Linked DNA regions of Homo sapiens: region 2 is linked to region 1. Evidence: read pairs that join two places in POLR2A ChIA-PET (ENCODE). Cell type or tissue: OCI-LY7. All regions are shown on one strand. Region 1 overlaps PIK3CA (phosphatidylinositol-4,5-bisphosphate 3-kinase catalytic subunit alpha). Region 2 has its middle 15 kb from the start of KCNMB3.

What was found. ChIA-PET counts read pairs that join two places held together with the same protein. Peaks named below come from ENCODE experiments on the same cell type or tissue, not always from the same donor. Only the 100,000 strongest peaks of a DNase experiment are listed, where the experiment ranks them.
Region 2: POLR2A ChIA-PET joins it to region 1 with 6 read pairs; 6 of 35 experiments call an interaction of 5 or more read pairs at or near these places.

The regions. Positions count from the first base shown.
Region 1 is chr3:179,214,498-179,219,497 of GRCh38, forward strand. PIK3CA (phosphatidylinositol-4,5-bisphosphate 3-kinase catalytic subunit alpha) reads left to right here. Exons shown (of 21, transcript NM_006218.4): 10 at 3,713-3,837; 11 at 4,699-4,780. Among named protein-coding and RNA genes, the nearest start is that of KCNMB3, 34 kb to the right of the region's middle. In OCI-LY7, no CTCF peak of the experiment used is centred here; no DNase peak of the experiment used is centred here.
Region 2 is chr3:179,263,962-179,268,961 of GRCh38, forward strand. It overlaps a transcript of KCNMB3 not described here. Among named protein-coding and RNA genes, the nearest start is that of KCNMB3, 15 kb to the left of the region's middle. In OCI-LY7, no CTCF peak of the experiment used is centred here; DNase peaks (open chromatin) are centred at 2,050 and 3,120; H3K4me3 peaks cover 1,208 bases; H3K27ac peaks cover 399 bases.

The sequences.
Region 1 (5,000 bases):
ACCCCCAACTGCATCAGAGTAACATCAAAGATCACTGATCTTTGATCACAGATCATCATAATATATAATAATAATGAAAAGCTTGAAATATTATAAGAATTACCAAAATGTGACACAGAGACAAAAAATGAGCCATGCATTTGGAAAAATAGTGCCAGGAGACTTCCTTTACATAGGGATACCACCACAAACCTTCAGTTTGTTGGAAATGCAATATCTGTGAGGTATGATAAAGCAAAGCACAATAATACAGGGTACACCTGCACAAATATATTGTTAGTTGAGCTTGGAAGCAGAGAAAACAGCAGGTCTTCACCATGTTATCCCAGGTTCCCCAGGAAAGAGCGTATGTAAGATGGAATTTAAATATTGATCTAGTTGTCTAATCTTGGCCATAGCTTTTGAACCACAGTATAATTATCTAGGTTCAAGAACCATTAACTCTCCCTGATTTCTCAAGGGCAAAGATGTCAATGCCACGAGAAGATGTTTGTGTTCATTGGTGTTTCCAAATATATTACTTTTTCTTTGGCTTTGTTGGCTATAGATAAACCAGCCAATGAATTTTGGGCCAAGAAGTCCAAAACACCCCTATCCCATTAACAGTAACAGCAGCATCAAGAGGCAGCCTGGTATATTGCACTTAGGAAATTTATTGATTCATAGCTGTGTTCTCAGTAAGGCGTTTACCACTACTTTTCGGAAAACAAATTATCTTTTCTGCATATATATTTTTCTGCATTTAAAAGATACGAGTCTCTTTTTTGAGCAGTTCTCTTTGTAAGAATTGATATTTGATGACTGTATTCTTTCTTAAAAGAAATTTTATTTCAAAGAAAAGAAATTTGCTTATTTTATAGCAGAATAAAACTTCTATTTTTCAGTTACAATTTGTATCTATTGGAAACTTTTGTAAATCTAAGATACGACATGGAATCTTAGTTTTTCTGTATCTTAAATATTTTACTATTTCATCATCCTAGAAATTACTTCATCCATATTCATTATTTCCAACTATGCTAAAAAAGACTAAAATAATATGAAAATATAAAAGAAGGATAGAATAGCCTAGAAGGACAATAAAATAGTGAAGTAAATCATGATGTTACATCATCCTTCAGTTTTCTTATTGCATTGCCCAGTGTCTTGCATCATCTTTCCAGAAGTATAGAAGAAGTCTGCAGACACTGTCTTTGTAATTTTTTTGTTTGGTTGGTTGGTTTCTTTCAGGCTTTCATTGGACACTTGAGAATTCAGAATTTTTCACTTTTCACCCAGAATGATGACAGATGAAAACTGACCAAGGAAGATATTTCACAAGCATTAGACAAATCATAATATGAATGTAGATAGATAGTAGCAGCCTAGAGCAGAGTTTCCCAACCTCAGCACTATTGACATTTTGCGCCAAATAATTCTTTGTTGTAGGAGCCATCCTGTGTGTGCAATCCAGGATGTTTAGCATCCCTGTCCTCTACCCTACTGCAGGCCAGTAGTGCCATCCTGCTAAGTTATGGCTATCAAAAATGTCTCCAGACATTAGCCAAGGTTCCTGGGTGGTCAAGGGGACACAAAATCACCCTAGTTGAGAACCACTACTCTAAACTCTAATCATGGTGAAGTTTATTATATAAATGAAATGTCAGATGACAACACCTAAACTGTCTCTCAGTTATCTTAAGTCTTCTCAAACTCAGGATAATGATGAGTAAAGAATATATTTCTAACAACAAAAAGGAAATTTGATAGTATTTCTAAAGACAAAAAGGAAATTTGTATTCACATTCAGTTAGTCATTCCACCAGAATGACTTCATCACACAATATTTTGTGACAAGAACCTGAACAGCCTGTTTTACAGTATTCTTTTCATCTTTTATTATATGCACCAAAATTTTTTTTTAAATTTTCTTGAACCTCTAAATCTACGTTAAAAATTTACCTGATACACTTTCTAAATGGACAAATGCCGAAGGTAGCTGTGTATACAAATGTGACTAGAAGGAAAAAGATGATATAGAAATAAAATAACTCCTTGAGTTGATCATTCTGATTGGCATTTATAGAGTAGAAATGTTTTGTAATTACAGAGGAAAAAAGATGGCCTTTCCTTCAACAGTTATGAGCCGTCAGAATTTTCAAAAATACTGCATTTTGACAATGTAGTTTCTAGTTTGACAATGATATATTTATCTTCAAAACCAGGAAAATGTAGATAAGAATTTGGTTTTATAATATTTAAATTCTTATTAAAATGTCTAATAAAATTGTTTTCCCCATCACTTTATTCTTCTGTAAGTTATTTTATATTTAAAATGTAAACAAATAAAAATAAGTAAATAAACAGTAGCAGCTTCTTTTCCTGATAAATCGAGGATTGAGTATGTATTATCTCTTTCCTGGACTACTGGAATAACCTCTCCCTCCTTCCACAGAGAAGCCATAATAATCTTTATGAAATACAAATCAAATCATGGTATTCATTCTTTAAATAGCTATCAATAAAAATAAAATCCCAACTTTATACCCTGTTCGCAAATTTTACGTGGTCTGAATTCAGCTTACATTTCTTCTTTCCCTTGTCTATTGCCCATCAGGCTCACTGGCTTTATTCCTTCACACCAAACTAGTTATTTCCGGGGTGGGAGGAAGGCTTGCAGTGTTTTCTCCATCTGCAATAGTCTTTCCCAAATCTTAGTGTGGATAAAGGTTCCTTCTTGTTACTTGAATCACAAATACTATGTTCTCAGTCATTCTCTGTTACATCATCCAGAGTACATTATATCAATTTTCCAATATTTTTATTTATTTGATTTCCCACTATAACAGAGGCTCTGTTAGTGCAGGGTCTTTTACTATTTTGTAATCCCAACAGCAAGAACAAAACAAGGTACATAGTACATATTTAATAAATACTTGTTGAACAAATATGTGCCGGTAATATTTCTTCATGCTGCTGAATAAGTTAACAGCATATAAACACATACAAACCAAGTGGCATGGATGTCTGCTTTCATTTTTAGCCTTTTAAAAATATATGTAACCCATCCTAAGGGGTTTATATTTGTTTTGCATAATACATTAATATGTACTCATTATTCATTACACAGTTAATATATCTATATTTGCAGGGAATATACATTGCTTGGAATTATACAAAAAAATATTATTTTTCGTTTTCTAATATTCAGGATACAGTGTTTTAATGGGGGTGTTTCTTCATTCTTTTTTTCTTACTGGTTTTTACTTTTTAAATTTGAAAGCTTTGCAGGGATCATAAGGATCTGTTCAGGCAAAGAACATGAAAGGGTTTACATTTTTATCATTTTAGTGTTTCTTATTCTCTATATCAAAAACATTCACAGATAAGTTAACAAGATCCTCATCAGGAGGAAAAGTAAATTGTTCACTACCATCCTCTAGTATCCTAATCTGGTCTTGTTGTTGGCTAACTTCAGCAGTTACTATTCTGTGACTGGTGTAATATTAACCAAATAAATTACTGGATTTGTTCTACAAATATTATGTCTTAGATTGGTTCTTTCCTGTCTCTGAAAATAAAGTCTTGCAATGAAAATAAATTATTTTACAACAGTTAATTAGCAATGTAAAATTTATTGAAAATGTATTTGCTTTTTCTGTAAATCATCTGTGAATCCAGAGGGGAAAAATATGACAAAGAAAGCTATATAAGATATTATTTTATTTTACAGAGTAACAGACTAGCTAGAGACAATGAATTAAGGGAAAATGACAAAGAACAGCTCAAAGCAATTTCTACACGAGATCCTCTCTCTGAAATCACTGAGCAGGAGAAAGATTTTCTATGGAGTCACAGGTAAGTGCTAAAATGGAGATTCTCTGTTTCTTTTTCTTTATTACAGAAAAAATAACTGAATTTGGCTGATCTCAGCATGTTTTTACCATACCTATTGGAATAAATAAAGCAGAATTTACATGATTTTTAAACTATAAACATTGCCTTTTTAAAAACAATGGTTGTAAATTGATATTTGTGGAAAATCATACTACATTGGTAGTTGGCACATTAAATGCTTTTTCTTACTCTGAATTCCTGATATGACTTTCTTTAGGATTGTTTAAAATATTCTAGTAGTTTTAGGTCAATTTAGATGTGATTTAGTTGGTCTAGATATTATAATTTTTAGGGGTTCCCTTTCATTTTTCTTTTTTCTTACGTTTCTTCAAATAGTATAATGCCTTATTTTCATTTATGAAGAAATTACCCTGCTGTTGGTGATACGGGTATATTTAAATAAACCAGTTGCAGTGCATTTCTGCAGAAAGTCCATTAAGACATAAATTTTGTCCAGTAACTACAGTAGAAGTGGTGACTCTATGATTCATTCATGTTGCATAAGTAGGTGAAAAATATGAGCTATATGAAGAGTGGTATAACATATATTCATAATTTTTCTTAACTGTTAACTAAATGTAAGTACTTATAATCCATTTGCATTTTCCTTTTGTGTTCTTTGCCATTATAACTGTGCCTAAGTATATATGTAAATATATTTCCAACTATAGTGTTAAACACTGATGTCTTTTGAATTTTAAAAAAGCTAGTAATGTAAGAAGTTTGGGACTTCTTAAGAAGATTCATATGGAGAAGTTAGACATGTCAACCTTTTGAACAGCATGCAAGAATGTTTATGTTTATTTTGTTTCTCCCACACAGACACTATTGTGTAACTATCCCCGAAATTCTACCCAAATTGCTTCTGTCTGTTAAATGGAATTCTAGAGATGAAGTAGCCCAGGTAAATGTATGTTTGAGATTACTAGATAACTGTTGTACAAATTGGTATGTCACTTAAATTGTTTTCTCTCAGAAAGTCCACATAAATAAATGAAATAGACTAATAGTAATATAGTGTAGAAAAAAACACCCTTAACATTATTTCCATAGATAAAACTAATTAGAACTGTAAATTCTAAGGAGATTATTTATCTAAACTAATTTTAAAATCAGAAGTTAAG
Region 2 (5,000 bases), 49 kb after region 1:
CGCCCAGCTAATTTTTTTGTTTTTAGTAGAAACGGGTTTTCACCATGTTGGCCAGGCTAGTCTCGAAATCTTGACCTCAGGTGATCCACCTGCCTCGGCCTCCCAAAGTGCTGAGATTATAGGCATAATCCACCGCACCTGGCCTATATTGTTTTAAACAGAATGAGATCACATTAGATATGATTTGAGATTTTTTTGTTAATCTTATCTTTTTCACTTAACATAATAAGCACTTTCCCATGTCATTAACAATTCTTTGTAATCCTATTGGCTACATAATGTTCCATCAATTAGATATGCCATATTTCCTTAACCATTTCCTTATTATTGAATATTATTAGGTTGTTTCCAGTTTTCTCAGACCATAAACAGCCTTGTAATTAACTTTGTTGTATTTACAAGCATCTTTCATCCAAGGACCTCAAAGCACTTAAGTATGATCTAGTTTGCTTTCTAGTCAGGAAGATGGATAAAAAGCATATTGATTCCTTTTTCTGCCAGTAATACATGTCCGCTTCTAACCAGTGTATTACCTTGAGCTGTTTTATTCATAATCAAGGCAATATCCACCACCTTCTATTCTCTTCACTGCAGATAGGACTGACTTTCCCACCCAGCCCAAGTACGACACATGGCTACAGGCAGCTTCTGGCTTAGCCTGAGGCAAACTCAATTACAAACAGCCTGAACACACTCACCTGGGTGTGATCCCCACAGAAGCCAGCAGCCTCTCCCTCCAGCACTGAAACTTTTGCAAGAAGTATTCCTTAGAAACATGCTGTGGCTCATCAAAACTTCATAATTCATCTGACATTCATTTCACGGGTGTATGTGAAATGAATGTCTAAACATGAAGTACACTATATTAATATTTCCCTGTAATTCGTTTTGGTTACAGAGGAGACCCTTGGTAATTATTTTTACTCTTCTATTTTTTAATTACAACATTATTTAACAACTTATTTTGAAACAGCAAATAAGGTTAAGTCAACATAGTTCATCAAGTTCAGCAAGAGGAAATAGCAATAATTCAGTTGTGCATTTCAGAAATGAAAATGGGATACAGTAGTTTGCTTTGATGACAACACAACTGCCTTTATATCTAGTTAATTGTGTGACGTATGGGACACTAAAACTTGTTTGCTTGCATGTTTGTCATTTGATCTTTTGCCATAAAGTAATTCATTTTAATTGTCTGTTCACAAAAAAATTGGTTCATGTCTAGCGAGAAGAACACCTTTCTTTCCTCTGTAGTCTGTCTGGTCCTTCTTCCCTGAACCCCCATCTTATCCAAACTCCTGTATCTCACTCTCCTCATGCTCCCTCTCAAATACCCCTGAGTGCAGTTAAGTGATAATGGAAGTGAGTAACATGATGACCATTACCATCTTTAATGTTTTCCAATTCTCAGCTCCCAACTCCACTAGAGCCAATAATAAATCATGCATATTTCCAGATAGTGAGTGAACCTGGTTCTGAAATGTACCCCTCCCAACAGGTTTTTCTTTGTTTGAGACAGAGTTTGGCTCTTGTCGCCCAGGCTGGAGTGCAATGGCACAATCTCTGCTCACTGCAACCTCCTCCTCCCAGGTTCAAGCAATTCTCCAGCCTCAGCCTCCTGAGTAGCTGGGATTACAGGCGCGCCACCACCATGCCCAGCTAATTTTTGTATTTTTAGTAGAGACGGGGTTTCACCATGTTGGCCAGGCTGCTCTCGAACTCCTGACCTCAGGTGATCCACTCACCTCGGCCTCCCAAAGTGCTGGGATTACAGGTGTGAGCCACCGCGCCTGGCACAAAAGGTTTTAGTATCCCATTTGTCCAACACCCTCAGGCATCACTCTTCTCTCCATTTTGGTTCCCACATTGACTGCCCCATGCCCCAACCCTAGGGCAGGCAAAAGGGGTGCAGGTCACTAGAGGCTTTCAGCTTCTTTGCTTTTCATTTCCCTGGGGAGAAAACGGGTCCTGAAAATAATCTCTCACTTCCCCCTTTAAGGAGAAGAGTAGGGTGGGTAATAACAATAGCTAAAAGGCTAGAGTTTAGGGAGGTGTAGAGCGTATACCCGGTATAACAGTATAGTTTAGAGAGGATGTGGTATACTGTGCTGAGACACGCAGGGGCTCTTACTATCTGCATTTCACAGATAAGGAGATGAGGCAAACAGAGAAGTTAAGTGACTTGCCCAGTCATATGGCTGATTAAGTGGTGAGCTGGGTTTGAATCCAAGGGCTGTGACTCCAGGGCTTCACCAATGGGACCTGCCCAGTCATATGGCTGATTAAGTGGTGAGCTGGGTTTGAATCCAAGGGCTGTGACTCCAGGGCTTCACCAATGGGACCAAATGCTGGTCTAATTTCTTCATTCCTCATTCAACCAACAGATCATTCTTGAGCACCAACTATGGGCTGGGCTATGATCAGTGCTGGGGAGCTACAGGTGAGTTTAAAAGGTCTCCAGTCTCCAAGAACTGGCAACCTAGAGGATAGAGCCAACAGGAAAGGCTGCAGCCCCGTGATGTGAGTGCTACTGGGGAAGCCTGCTGGGTACCCTGGGAGGCATGGCAAGTGGGCATCCTCAGAGAAAAAGGAAACACTCACTCCCCAAGCTCGAGATGTCCCCTCTTCTTGCAACTGCTTGTTCAGCCAGATTCCCACTACCGGCAGAGCTTCCGGAAGTGACTTACCTCCCCTGGCGCCTCCGGCTGCCCTGAAGTGTGATTTGCACGGGGATGCTGAAGGGCTGCATGAGGCCAGGGGTCTGAGAAAATGGCTCCCTTTCACCTGAGTCATGCCCCTGCGGGCGCAAGAAAGGTGAAGCTTAGACATCCACGGAAGTGGAGTCCCAGCGGGAGCCCCCAGCCCCCAGCGCAGCTGCAGCCATTAGAAGCCCCCCGCCTTCCTGGAGAGGTGAGAACTTCAGGCAGGCTAGCCACGTGGTTCTGCAGACTCCTGGCAAGGCGGAGCGGTCAGTTCTAGATGATCAAGAAGGACCTGCGTGGTTTGCTGCAGCCGAAGCTGCTTCTCTCTCTTTGCACTGTGCTTGCCGCCACCTCATCACCTGTGTTTCCGCCTCGGCAGCCGGGAGCATCGCCATAGAGACCTCAACGCTTGTGGAAAGTTCTGAGGCCCAAGGGGACCCTCTATAATTGGTGAGGGACGTACTCAGTTCAAGGTTTATAAGAAGAGGAAATGTTTTGCCCTGGCCGCGTTTCCTTTTCCACGTATTGTCTGTTAGAGTGCAAGCTGAAATAATGGGTTTTCTAGTTAATGGCATGTTCCAATTAAGATAATTCGCTTTTAAACCATATGTGATTTCCCAATTTTTCAAGATACAAAGGGCCATAAAATAACTCGCCATTAAAATTATCTCAAATTTTAAGAAAAGCTGTATCAAATATTATTTTATCTTTCTCTGATGACTTAAAAGACATTTGGGGATCTTTCCACACTCCCAAATTAGGAACATCAATTACCATTATATTATAGTACCACACATTGCTACAGGCACCTGTAGATGTGGATGACAGAATGCCAAAGAGACCATGTTTGCTGTATGTTTTTCAGTCAAGGCGATATTATCTTAACATTTTCCAAGATGGTGTGGGCAAGAATGTAAGCGTAATCTCATCTATAAATATCCATGTACATATAGCTATATAAACTCTTACTTGCAGTCATTTTAATATTGCTTAATAAAAATATATACTTAATAGACTTTTCATTTGTATTATTTTTCTATTTCTATTTTATAAAATATTTGTTTGGGTTTTTTTGAGATGGAGTCTCCCTCTGTCACCCAGGCCGGAGTGCACTGGCTCAATCTTGGCTCACTGCAACCTCCACCTCCCAGGTTCAAGCGATTCTCCTGCCTCAGCCTCCCGAGTAGCTGGGATTACAGGCATGTGCCACCACGACTGGCTAATTTTTGTATTTTTAGTAAAGACAGGGTTTCATCATGTTGACCAGGCTGGTCTCGAATGCCTGACCTCAAGTGATCTGCCCGCCTAGTCTCCCAAAGTGCTGGGATTATAGGTGTAAGCCACTGCACCCAGTCCGAAGTATTTTAGTGAACAGATGCAATTTGGAATAAAAAATAATGATAACAACTGGAATTTCTTCTTTCTGCCTCCTTCTTCCAACTTAACCTTGTATATATGGATAGCTTTTCCTTTTCAGACTTATTTGTGCTAATAAATTTCCCCTGCAACTTGGTAACTCTCTTCGAAGAAGTGTGTGATTTGCTGCTGCTTTTATGTATTTGATTCAACCTCAGAAATATGATCATTTTTTAGTCCATGAGGATCTTGTCACACAAAACTTGCACCTGCCTTTACCAGAGCCTCCTGGTCATTCTTATCTTATGATTCCGGTTCCATTTAAAAGAAAATACTCATGGACAATAAGTGAGAAGGAGCAACATAGCTTTTTGCCCTCTGAACTTTTTCCCTAACGCCCCTTCACTTGATAACCAACTGGCCTCTCTGTCCACCAAGTACCACACTCACTCCACTCTTGGCCTGAAAGCCAAGCCCCCTACACACACACACTCCATTCAGGACTCACAGCCTATCTCTCAAGAAGAACCTAAAGTGGTCGGTGTGAGTTGCAATCCCAATGTGTGCATTCAGGAACACAGCAAGGCTAAGCCACTTAGAATGCAGTGATAAGAGATGCCAGGCACTGTACCTCTGGTCTCCTGGACCCTCCCTCAGCTTATTCCTTCCTCTGAGTCACTAAAGGTCACTTCCTGCTCCATAAAACAGCAACCATGAATTAACTGTCAAGTTCACAACGTGGGCCCCCTCCCAATCTGACCCAGAGGCTTTGACACTGGGTTCAAATTCTAGCTTTGTAACTGCAAGGAACCCTTTAAAAACTTCCTGCCCTGCTTTTCCAGAGTAAAAAGGGAGTAAATAAAAACTCAGTGTGAGTTGCAGGAGCATGGAAAAACTTAGTGTCTACAAACTGTTGTGAGATCTATATATGAAAGAGGCTAT